2 separate regions of the Mus musculus genome follow, and region 2 is linked to region 1. Evidence: chromatin contacts called from ENCODE Hi-C data. All regions are on one chromosome and are shown on one strand. The core of a region is the stretch at or near the end of the contact, and the rest is flanking DNA. Distances in the headings are between cores, read along the strand shown. Region 1 has its middle 21 kb from the start of Gm52771. Region 2 holds the start of Ywhah (tyrosine 3-monooxygenase/tryptophan 5-monooxygenase activation protein, eta polypeptide).

Region 1 (6,451 bases), core at 1,424-3,923:
AACCCCTACCCCCTAACTCCTAAACCTAATTCACAGACTAACCCTAACCCTAACCCTGAAATGAAACCCTAGCCCTGAATCCTAACCCTGAACTGTCACCTTCACATTCACACTCACCCTAACCTTAACCCCCATAACCCTAACAAACCTATCCCTAACATCCTAAATTTAACCCTAACCCTAACCCTAGAAGTGAACACTAACCTTGAACCCAAACGCTGAACCCTAACCCTCACATTCACCCTCACTCTAGCCTCTCTAGCCCTAATCCCAAGCCTAGCAACCCTAACCCTTAACTCTAACCCTCTAATCTTAACCCTATAAGCCTAACCCTAACCCAAACACTAACCATAAAACTGTAACCCTAACCACTAACCCCTAAACTCAAACCACCCTCTAATCCTAAAACTAACCCCAACCATAACCACATGCGCCATATAACCATGTGGCGCCACCACACCTCTAATCCCATGACCTTGAACTCGGAGATCTTCAAATGTTTAAATTTTTAAAATTCATTTATCTAGTCATTTCTTTTCTTTCTTTCTTTCTTTCTTTCTTTCTTTCTTTCTTTCTTTCTTTCTTTCTTTCTTTCGTCCTTTCTCTTTCTTCCTTTCTCTTTCTTTCTTTCTCTTTCTTTCCTTTCTTTCTTTCTTTCTTCCTTTCTTTCCTTTCTTTCTTTCTTCCTTTCTTTCCTTTCTTTCCTTTCTTTCTTTCTTTCCTTTCTTCCTTTCTTTCCTTCCTTTCTCTTTCTTCCTTTCTCTTTCTTTCTTTCCTTTCTTTCTTTCTTTCTTCCTTTCTTTCTTTCTTCCTTTCTTCCTTTCTTTCCTTTCTTTCTTCCTTTCTTTCCTTTCTTTCTTTCCTTTCTTTCCTTTCTTTCTTTCTTTCCTTTCTTCCTTTCTTTCCTTTCTTTCCTTTCTTTCTTTCCTTTCTTTCTTTCCTTTCTTTCTTTCCTTTCTTTCTTTCTTTCTCTTTCTTTCTTTCTTTCCTTTCTTTCTTTCCTTTCTTTCTTTCTTTCTCTTTCTCTCTCTCTCTCTTTTTTCTTTCTTTCTTTCTTTCTTTCTTTCTTTCTTTCTTTCTTTCTTTCTTTCTTTCTTTCTTTCTTTCTTCTTTCTTTCTTTCTTTTTGCTTTTTTTCGAGACAGGGTTTCTCTGTATTGCCCTGGCTGTCCTGGAACTCACTCTGTAGACCAGGCTGGCCTCGAACTCAGAAATCCACCTGCCTCTGCCTCCCGAGCGCTGGGATTAAAGGCGTGCGCCACCACGCCCAGCCATTAGTCATTTCTTTAATTAATTTAGTCTTGGTTTTTTTTTTCGAGACTCAGCTGGTATTTTTTCCTATTTTTTTGTCTCCCCCCCCCCCCCCCAGAGCTGAGGACCGAACCCAGGGCCTTGCACTTGCTAGGCAAGCACTCTACCACTGAGCTAAATCTTCAACTCCTCCTATTTTTTATTTTTAAATTTTTAAAGGTTTAGATTTATTTATTTATTTATTTATTTATTCAGAATTATTTCTTTATTGAATTTTTTTTTTTTCTGAGACTGGGTGTCTCTGGGTTGAACCCCGAGACGGTTTCTCTCGCGCGCCACCCGGTGGCGACAAGTTGTCACTCCAACGCTCCGCTCCGGTCGGTGTCAAAGGATATGGATTTGCCTGCGGTCAACCGGCCAGCCTGAGGGAAGGGCGGGCAGTCGAGCGGCTTCGACCCGGTGACGGGGTCGCGTTTTAAAACAGTAGGTTACCGGGAGATTGTATCTGGAGCTACACAGGTGGGACCTACAACTCCCACCTTGCCTCGGTGCTTTTGTGATGTCACTTCCTGTAGCAAACAGGAAGTAACACCCGAGGCAGGAAATGACTACAACTCCCAGCATGCTTAAACACTAACTTCCTGCGCCAGACAGGAAGTTCCTCCGTTCCCAACAGGAAGTGAGTTCTTCTAGGGAAGAACTCGGAGCGTCAGCGACGACGAGGATTTCCGGTTTTGAGTTCGCTGCCCGGAAACAAACAGGGCATGCCGCATGCGTAGTTCCTCTCCTTGCCGAACCCAGTTTTCCTGGTCCTCTCCGCGTCGCCACCTCTGAGCAGCGCGACCTGATCTCCGGTTTCCCCGCAGCGACTACCGTTACCCCCGGCGACTCCAGTGACGTCACCGGGTCAGGTCCTGACCGAAGAGCCTTGGGCGACCCGTCACCACTCCTCGCCTGTTGACGTGTGCTGCAGCTGTACATGTGTACATGTGTACATGTGTGCCTGTTGTGTGATGCCAATGTACATGTGAACATGGGTCCCTCGTATGTGATGCTGCTGCACATGTAAATATGTGTGCCTGATGTGTCATGCTGTTGCACATGTTTACATGTGTGCCTGTTGTGTGATGCTGCTGTACTTGTGTACATGTGTGCCTGGTGTGTTATTAACCTGTAAATGTATGCCTAGTGTGTGTTGCCACTTTACATGTGTGCCGGGAGTGTGATTCTGCTGCACATGTGGACATGTGGGCCTGGTATGTGATGCTGCTGCACATGTGGACATGTGGGCCTGGTATGTGATGCTGCTGCACATGTGGACATGTGGGCCTGGTGTGTGATGCTGCTGTTCATGTGTCCTGGAGTTTGCCTGGTGTGTGATGCCACTTTACATGTGATCCAGGTGTTAGATGATGCTGTACATGTGTTCAGGTGTGCCTGGTATGTGTTGCTGTAGCACATGGGTACAGGTGTGGCTCTTTATGTGATGCTGCTGCACATGGGTTCATTTGTGCTGTGTGTGTGATACTCAGTGTGACACTCAGATACTCATGCAAACATCAGCTTTTATTTGTATGAGGGACTTGTGCCATGAGAATTTTTGAGAATTTTAGGAATTGTTCTGACCTCTCAAGAACATCAAATAAATAGTAAATGACTGAGATAGCAGAAGCAGCAGCTTTATTACCTCAGAAATAGTTGCATGGCCTGTGAACCACAATGGCTTGAATTTAGCTAGTTTTGATATCCACTCCACTGCCTTAGGCACATCCCAACGTTCACTGACACCCATCATCTGCAAGGACAGACTTCTCACTTCTCTGTAGAGCCATGGTTCCAGAGAGAAGATGCCTTAATTTAGTGCAACCTACTGCTTAGGAAGACTCTTCTGGCATTTCTTTTGCTAGTGTCTACTCCAGAGTTCTCAAAAAAGGATCCAAAGTGCAGACATTGGGATTAGAAATCTGGCTTCAGATCTGAGCCATATGTGAGGGAAGAGATGTGAATTGCTCACAGAACTGCTGTGATGTCTACAAGTGCCCTGGGCTGGATTATGAGATGTGCTGACTCAGGGATGTGTCCATGTTAGGTAAGCACTTTACCACTAAGCTATAATATTCACCCCCATCCTGATGTCTTTTGTTCCAACCAAGAAGGAGCTAGAGAAAGTATCCAAGGAGCTGAAGGGGTTTGCAGCCCCATAGGAGGAACATCAATATGAATTAACCAGTACCCCCAGAGCTCCTTGGATCTAAACCACCAATCAATGAAAACACATGGTGGAACTTGTGGTTCTAGCAGTATATGTAGCACAGGATGGTCTAGGCAGTCATCTGCCGCAGACCCTCTGGATCCCTTTGTCTGCGTGGAATGGGTCTCTAGTTGCAGGTGGGTAAAGGGTGCATGAATTGACAGATAGATGCACACAGGAGAGGTTCTGTAGAATCTGAATGTAATGTGTCAAATCGAGCATCAAACTTTTTATACAGAAGACAATAAGGAAGTTGGGTGACACACTCGCAAGGTACAAAGAGGTTACTGGATTCTTACATAAAACAGAGGAATACAAACACAGAAGGTCTAACAGGAACCACCTGGGATAGAATTCATTGTTAACAACTGGGATCAAAAGGAGCTCCACCTAAGATTCACTTAATCTTAGAAGCTAGGGTCAAGGGCTTCGTGCCCTTTCCATAGTTCCTATTTTAGTCTATTGTATAGTCCACCTTTCCCTTAGGCCATTGTAAATACATGTGTATGGGTGTAACTCAGCTATCTATAGTTCTAAGTATCTACTCTGGTTTCTCCTTAGGTCTGAAATTTCTTCCTAGATGATGGTAAATTCCTATGTAGGGCAGTGACCTAGCTTTTATTCAAAGTGATACCAGAGGCTATTCTGAATGTCACTGAATAGGCAACATTCTTCCTGGATTCCAAGCCCTTGGTCTGCTCAAGGACTTTCTAGGATATTGGAACACTGGCGAAGGCTTTGGCTATGTCAGAATTAAATCTTAAAAGGCATTTATAATAGGATAATTCTAAAAGAGAGCATGTGGATCCATACACTAGACTGACTCGGGAATGGAATATTAATGTATAGGTTAGAGAGAATGCCAGATTCCAGGAGTGAGTTTCCGTGAAACTTTCTGCCTCGTGAGTGGCTTCCAGGCCTCAGCCAGAGTGTGTGGCAGTCATCAGTGGGAGGAAAGGCCCTAGGTCCCGTGAAGGTTCTATGCCCAAGTATAGGGGAATTCCAGGACTGGGAATGGGAGTGGGTGGGTTGGGGAGCAGGGGAAGGAGGAAGGGATAGGGGGTTTTCGGAGGGGAAACTAGGAAAGGGGATAACATTTGAAATGTAAATAAAGAAAATATCAGCTGGGCGTGGTGGCGCATGCCTTTAATCCCAGCACTTGGGAGGCAGAGGCAGGGGGATTTCTGAGTTCAAGGCCAGCCTGGTCTACAGAGTGAGTTCCAGGACAGCCAGGGCTATACAGAGAAACTCTGTCTCAAAAACCAAAGAATAAAAAAATAAAAATAAAGAAAATATCTAATAAAAAAGGAACATGGACATTTTAATAACTTATGCTAGTCTTGTGATAGGTAAACTCTCTTTTTAAAAGCTATGGGGTCTGATCAGTTTTAGTTTTAGCTTTTCTACAGAGCTAATTAAATCTCATCAGAGCAAGAGACCATATTTTTGCCAACCTTTCAGTTGGATCCACTGAGTGCTTTATTATTTTTTTTAAGATTTATTTTATGTGTGTGAGTACACTGTAGCTGTCTTCAGACACACCAGAAGAGGGCATCAGATCCCATTAGAGATGGTTGTGAGCCACCATGTTGTTGCTGGGAATTAAACTCAGGACCTCTGGAAGAGCAGCCAGTGCTCTTAACCTCTGAGCCATCTCTCCAGCCCGAGTGCTTTATTTTATTTTAAGCATATGAGTGTTTTGCCATAATGTGCGTCTGGTGCCAGCAGAAACCAAAAGACGGCATCTGATCAATGGTACTGGAATTACAGCTGGTTATGAGGATTAGAACAGAACCTGGATCCTCTGCAAGAGCAGAAAATGCTCTTAATCACAGAACCATCTCCCTAGCTCCTTATTTTATTTACACAGTGTGTGTCTCCTCTCATGTATATGTGTATGCACACACATGAGTGGAAGTTAGAGGACAACTGTGGTGGTCAGTTCTTTCCTTCTACAATAATGATCCTGAAGACTGAACTCAGGTTCTTGAACTGGACAGCTGGTACCTTTAACTGCTGAGCCATCCAATCAGCTCCCCTCTTATCTTTTGAATCACATGCACAGTCAACACTGAGTTTGTTCAAATTGACTATTGCCCACCAGGTATGTGACATATTAATAAATACTCACTAATGAGACAACCATGCTACTTGGCACTTAATAAGTTTTTCTTTCATTTAATTTTTACCAATACCCCATAAGACAGCTCTGTTTTACATTAAAACGTTACCCTGTTTTACAAATTAAAAACTGGCTTATAGAGAAAGTTAAGGAAGTCACTCAAGACCAGTAGGCCAAGTTGGTGGTAATTTAAGTCCAGGCCTTGCCTTTCAGGCTTTGGCCTTCTCATTATCATACCACCTGGAAGCCAGAGAATTGCTGGGCAGAGCTTGAGATAGGGCTCACCCTTCTGCCATCAACCTCATTACACTTACAGAAGATGGACAAGGACATGAGATTCTATAAATAGTCTAAGTGGTAAGTGTTCCTTTACAGGATACTCTGAGAACCACAGTATAGCAGGCTCAAGATCAAATTTTGTCATAAATTATTTGAATGAGGGTGACCTCATGAAACAAAAGCATTGCTATTTCATGTATAATGAGGCTTCTGATCTTACATTAAGTACTCCAAAAATAATTTTAACTCACAAAACAAGCCTTATTTTTAAAATATAAAAAATATGATTGTGACTCTATACAAAATATTTTTCATATAATAAAAACTATAATACATAGGAATGATAAATCCTTTTCTTTATCTCAGCTAAAGCCTCAACTCCTTATCAAAGAATGGCTACTTGGAACCTATGTCCTGATAAGCTGCGTGAGAGAGGCTAATGATTTACACACCAAGGTCGTGCCAACCGAAGACTGCTTGTTCAGACTCACCTGCATTAGCAAAAGAATGGTCTCTTGCTCGAATGAGATTTAATTGGCTCTGTAGAAT
Region 2 (6,451 bases), core at 2,759-5,258, 310 kb before region 1:
TGGGAGGCAGAGACCAGTTTGGTCCACTTAGGGAATTTCAAGTCATATTGTCAGTTTTTGTTACACCTTTAAAATTGCACAGGGCCAGGCAGTGGTGGCACACGCCTTTAGTCCCAGAACTTGGGAAGCAGAGGCAGGCGGATTTCTGAGTTCGAGGCCAGCCTGGTCTACAGAGTGAGTTCCAGGACAGCCAGGGCTATACAGAGAAACCCTGTCTCAAAAAAAGGAAAAAAAAAGAAAAAAGAAAAAAGCATAGGATTATGCCTTCCCCGGGGCATTCACCTTTACACAGCACCTGCTTCTCCCATTTCTCACAATCTCCCAGCTATTGGCAACAAGAGCCTTTACCTCTTCTTGTCCAACTCATGTTTCCTTAAATGCACTTCTGCATCCTGAATTTCATAGTCATCAAATCCAACATTTCTCTTTATGCTCTGCCAACACTAAGACTACAGCAGCTGGGTGTGACTGCACAGCCTGTAAGCCAAGCACTCAGGAGGCCCGAGCAAGAGGATCCTGGGTTTGAAGTCAGTGAGACTCTAAGACTGTACGACACGGTGTTTTTATTTTATAATTTCACAATGACCACCTATGTTTTGATATAACTGATTCCGGAATAGAAGCGACTGAATTATGCCCACCTCTCTACCTACCAATATTCACCGGAGGCCTAGTTTCCCTTTTTCCTGATATCCTAGTCCTTCTACAGTAACATTTCATCCCACTTAATAAGCTTGCTTCAGAGTCCACATTAAACCCCACCAACCTGGCAAGGTATGAGATCAGGAAAAGCTTAAAGGTCTCTTTACTGAGCTTCTGTTCAGAAGCATGTGTTGACTTTTCATACTGAGTTTCAACTCATCTGAAGGAACACCACTATTTCTAATGTACTGAGGGAAGGTTGCTGGGGAATCAAAACTGGGCCCTCAACATACTAGGCCAACTTCCCTACCACCTGAGCTCCAAGCCCAGCCACAATCCCTAAGGTTTACCACTACTGTCCTCCAGGTGACGCTGCTGGATTAAGAAACATTATAGCAATATGATTAAACCATTTAAATTGAGAGAAAACCTTGAAGATTAAAGACCAAAAAATGACTTGTAGTACAAACATTCCTACTTTTATACTTGAGAGACCGTGAAGCCAGGAGAACTAACTTTCAAAGTCAGAACAATGGCCTCAGATCATCCCATCCAGCCAGTGTCTTGTTTCACTCTCTAGAACTACATACTTACCTGCCTTTCAATTGCCTGAAAGCAAGGCCACATTCACCCCGAGATAAGCTAGGCACGGTGGTTCGCACCAGTGAGCCCAGCATTTGACAGTTAAGGCCGCAGCATCGGGAGTTCAAGGCCAACCTCATCTATTAATGTGTTTGAGGCCAGCCTGAGATGCATGAAACCCTATCTAAAAGGGGAAAAATTAAAGCAAACAATATAAGTTTACTAGAATTCACTCTTCCCAAAAGCTTAATTAAGGTTTATTAATGGGTGACTCATTAACATTTATTAAGAATTTTATCTACGCCGGGCAGTGGTTGTGCACGTCTTTAATCCCAGTACTTGGGAGGCAGAGGCAGGTGGATTTCTGAGTTCGAAGACAGCCAGGACTACATAGAGAAACCCTGTCACGAAAAACCAAAAAAAAAAAAAAAAAAAAAAAAAAAGAATTTCATCTACAAACTATACCAACAGGCAAATGAGATAAAAGTACATCCCATTAATACAGGTGGGACAAACATGAATTCTGATAGAAAATACTCCTCGTTTTTAACAGTTTATTTGAGGGAATGTTTTACCATAAATTTGATGGTACAAATATTAAATTCTCAATGTTTGATATCTTTTCCAACTGATGAATCATTTTAGACATAGATTATAAATTTCAAACACAAAGGTCCATTAGCTTTTGCAAAATGTTTCCTCAATGCCTCGGAGAACATCTGTGGATACAAGCAGGAAATTGCAGAACACTCTTCAAGGCCATTTAGAAACACACCAGAAACCTTTTCTTTTTTTTCCTGCTAAAATTGTTTTTTTCTTATAATCTCTCTCTAGTCTTTCCTTTCTTCCCACCTCAGGATAGTTGATAGCTCCAGACATCTGATGGCCATTTCCCCTTTACTGTGTATCCTCTTCATTTTCAGAGGTCCTCCCTAAACTGCCCAAACCTCCAAGCCCACTCACATATGGAGCAAAGGCCCCCTAAGCCAGCTGTTCAGGGAGAGGCCTCAACTTGCACAATACCAGAAACATTTAGACATTTAGTAGTGACTTGGTGTGTGGATAGAGGTGGCTTTCAGGGTACACTTTAGTAATATCAGTCTTGTTTCCAAAAAATTTTGCAAAACTGTTATTTTAAATTCATTTTCTCAAAGAATCCACAATTTCTTCAGAAAAATTCATACCCCAAACCTAGAATGTTCCCTGGTATAAATGAATGCTTCTAACCAGAAAAGCATACCATAATGCTGAAATCAGTATCACCAAGGAATCAACAAATGGCCTGCCTGTGATGTTGCTGGATTCCAGAGACATCCTGCTGAATGTGTACAAGGACCCTGGAGGAAAGCTAACTTGATTATTGTTCTTACCTGAGAAAATCCTAAATGTTGGCCTCAATTTTCTATTTCATGTAGTATCAAAATACAATTTCCAAATTAAATGTGTATGGAGTATGTGGGTTTAAGAAAGCCTTTCAAAGACTAGCCATAGGTCATATGAGCTACAATTCAGGGCAGTTAATACTTAGGTCAGCTAAAAACTGCCCAAGGGCTGCTAAAATGCAGATTTCTGGGTCTCACCCTCAAAAATGTTTATGTATTTAGAAGTCTAAGGTGGAATCCAAGGAAATTTTCTCCCTAGTCTTAAGAGCTAGGTGGCCACAGTTGTAATTCTGCCACTGTGTGACCTTGACAAGAAATATTCTTTTAGAAAAAACCCAGGATGATGTGAAGAGTTGTCTATAGTGATGTGGTAACAGAACTCCAAAGTCTTGGGTAGGCAGGTAGGCTCTAGGCTAAGCTATTGACTAGGGTGTGGCTGGGCAGGTCTCCTTTACCGGAAATCAAGCTCCAGAATCCATCTCTGAGGGTCTCAGGAATGCAAAGGCCCCCAGGGTTGCTTCGTTTTCATTTCATCTCCAGGAAGGCACGCAGCATGGACCGTTGGGATGTATGCAGGGACCCACACCCTCCTTCACGCCCAGGACTGCTGGAAAGGGGTCTTCCCACACAAAGCCAGACCCGAGGTGTGGAAAGTGGGGGAAAAAAACAACTTCAGACAAGCAAACCAAACCGGTCGTAGTAGAGAAAACCAGGAGATGGGTCTCCACTCGCGGATGAGCCTTTATTACAAGTGGGTGAATGGTGGAAGGAAAGCGCCTTTCGCCCAGGTCCGGCAGAAGGGTCTAGAAGCAGGAACGCGACTTCCTCCTTTCCTCGGGCACCCCCTCCCCCACCGGGGCTCTGCGCTAGGACACGGCGACCCCCGCCCGCCAGCCACCGAGAGGCCTCCCGGGGAGACCCCGCCCCGGCCAGGCCGCAGGAAACGGAGAGTCCAGCGGCCGCCGCGCCCAAAAGGTGGCGGCGCGTAGGGAGAGAGCCGCCGCCCAGGCTCGGGCCGCCCCGCCCCGCAGCCCCCGGCCGCCCGGCTCCCCAGCGCGCTCACCGCCTTCATGGCGGAGGCCATATCGTCGTAGCGCTCCGCCTGCTCCGCCAGTCGCGCCCGCTGCAGCAGCTGCTCTCGATCCCCCATGTCGCTCGCGACTCGGCCTCGCCTCGCACGCCCACACCGCCTGCTCACTCGCTCGCTCGCTCGCCCGCCCGTCCGCTTCCCGGTCGCCGCCGAGGCCGCTACCGCGCACGCGCACTGGCTCGCCGGCTGGCGGGAGGCTGCAGGCTGCGCCGCCGCTCGCGCCTTCTCGCTGGCTGGCTGCACGCGCTGTGGCGAGCGCCGCGGAGCCGCCGAGAGAGGATAGGGGGCGCCGCGGGCGGGCGGGCGGGCGGGGAGGACGCGACCACGCCTGCGCACTCGGATCAGCCCGCCGAGCTACGGGAGGGGGCGGGGCGGCCCAGCCCTAACGGTCTTTTTAAGGTGACGTCACCTACTATAAATAGCCGCGGCGAGGGCCGCGCTGGAGAGCTGCGCAGGCGCCTTAGGAGTACTGCAGTTTACCGCCGCAGCGTTGGAGGGTGGGGAGCGGCTGGGGCGCGGCGATGGTGGTTCCGCAGGCAGGCGTTGTCGCAGCCCTGGCCAGGAAAACGCTACAGAACCCATGATAGAGCTCGGGCTTGAGAAGCAGATACCCGCAGATAACCCTGTATGGAAAAGCCGAGGCGCCCCGGACCGAGGGGCGGCTTTGTTGGGTGTTGCCACCTCCAGCAAGCGGTCAGCTCTGTCAGCGGCGTGGGGTGGGTCCTGCCCTTTGGGACAGCCCCTCACAGACACACTAGAATCCACAATACTGCAGGGTAGTGCCATCCTTAAAACTGACCTTGGGCCAGCTCTGGCTTGCACAGGAAGGGATAGGGAACTTGGCAGAGCGGAGTAGCGTTCAGGACATACCTACGGGGACCTGACTTACTGTTGGGCCTTGACTAGCACTAACCTATTTCATACAACCACTCCGGGAAAGGCTCAGCAGGTCCCCCATTCTTCAAAGCAGAAGTGCAATCTACAACCCTGGTAAACCTAGGAAAACCAAAAGTTGGCAACTATCAGGGTCGACTTAGCCTGGTTCAAATCTTTTTAGGGAATTAGTGATTATAGGTCAGAGGTGCAGTGTTGGCCTGGAGGGCCTGATGCTCAGTGGAAGAAGGAACAAAAATTCAAGGCAAGGTGACATATCCTATTTGTGGAGGGGCCAAAATCTAATTTCAGTGTCTTCTTGGATTTCTGTGGCGATGGACTGGACACTAAGCCTTCACCGCTCCTGTCGTTCTGTGCTAAAGGTCCCTGGGTTGGACCTCAAGCTAGAAAAAGTGCAATTAAAACAAAACAGTCTGGCATGGTGGAACATGTCTTTAATCCTAGTAGCCAGGAAACAAAGGAACAGGCAGGCATATCTCTGAGTTCTAGGCCAGTCAGGGATACACAGAGAAATCCTGTCTGAAACACACACACACACACACACACACACACACACACGGCTGTTACACAAAGAGAAGCCATGCACACACATAAGAAAAATCTAGCCCACTGTAGCACAGAAGAAGGGGCCTTAGGTTCACTGAGGAGTGTGTGTGTGTGTGCTCATGTTGAAGACTGCTCAGGAGCCATGTTTTTGTTTTTGTTTTTGTTGGTTTTGTTTTTTGAGACAGGGTTTCTCTGTGTAGCCCTGGCTGTCCTGGAACTCACTCTGTAGACCAGGCTGGCCTCGAACTCAGAAATCCGCCTGCCTCTGCCTCCCGAGTGCTGGGATTAAAGGTGTGCGCCACCACACCCAGCTATGATATATATATGTGTGTGTGTGTGTGTGTGTGTGTGTATATATATATATATATATATATATATATATATATATATATATGCATGCGCCACCCCCATATCACCTGTCACTGTCACACAGTCACACACTTAAGATACTTGTTAGGGGAAATATTAGCCTGGTTTGTTAACCAGGATTTGTGTTAGTAGAGGTGGCTCTTCAAATATGGTGAAACTTAACAGATGGGGACCTTCTAACCACTCAAATCCCAGCTCATGGCTGCCAGGTCCTTATTTATTTGAAAGTTTGTTGTTGTTACATTGAAACAGTCTCACATGTAGTCCAGGCTGGCCTCAAACTTGTGATTCTCCTACCATCCCCCCTGGAGTTCCCAGGTTGCGGGCACGTGCCCCGAGTTCCAGCAAACCTCAGTTTTTGAGCCTGGCATGAGCCAGTTGCACCTTTGCTGGGGTTACTGCAGTATTGAGCATGTAGCCGGTGCTCAGTGCTGGAGGCAGAGCTCCGGGGAGGGAAAGTGCCCTCTGCACAAGCCTGGAGTGGTAAGAAGCCAGTCAGGTGTGGTGAAACATGCTTGAGTCCCAGTGCTGGGGAGGTAGAGGCAAGCGGATTCCTCGGGCTTTGTGAGCACCCATCACAGTCTCATTGGTGGACAGTTAGCCTTCTGTAAAGATGGAGTGCCAGGGCGGGTGGGTATGGCCCTGAGGTCCTGACCTCAACTTTCTAGCTCTGAAAGTCTGGGGGCTTTGGAAAATCTAACAGCATGGCAAGAGGTAAAGCCAGGCCTGCTCCTAAAGATAGGTGTTGGCCTGACAATGCAATTTAATGGTAGGACACCTGCAAAGCACATGCAAGACTCTCGGCTTAATTCCTAGCACTCCAAATAAGTAAATAAAGCTGGTCATGGTGGCACACACTTTTAATCTCTGGGCTCTTGAGGAAAAGGCAGGTGGGTCTCTGAGTTCAAGCAGAGACTGATCTACAGAGTGAGTTTCAAGACAGCCA

What was found. Hi-C counts contacts between places; a loop is a spot of excess contacts on that map.
Region 2: a loop to region 1 is called in a map of heart, with 2.5 times the contacts of the local background. The contact joins the promoter of Ywhah here to the enhancer-like site in region 1. A Hi-C loop is called at or near these places in 2 of 37 maps with a recorded cell type or tissue (T-helper 1 cell and heart).

The regions. Positions count from the first base shown.
Region 1 is chr5:32,709,538-32,715,988 of GRCm38, reverse strand. No RefSeq gene overlaps it. Among named protein-coding and RNA genes, the nearest start is that of Gm52771, 21 kb to the left of the region's middle. Within about 2 kb of position 2,673, at least 1 of the 3 ENCODE cell types and tissues checked has a DNase peak (open chromatin) inside an H3K27ac peak, as active enhancers do; it is heart, where a contact is called at or near this core.
Region 2 is chr5:33,016,373-33,022,823 of GRCm38, reverse strand. It overlaps Ywhah (tyrosine 3-monooxygenase/tryptophan 5-monooxygenase activation protein, eta polypeptide), which reads right to left and starts at 4,008. Exons shown (of 2, transcript NM_011738.2): 1 at 3,670-4,008. The coding sequence starts at 3,756.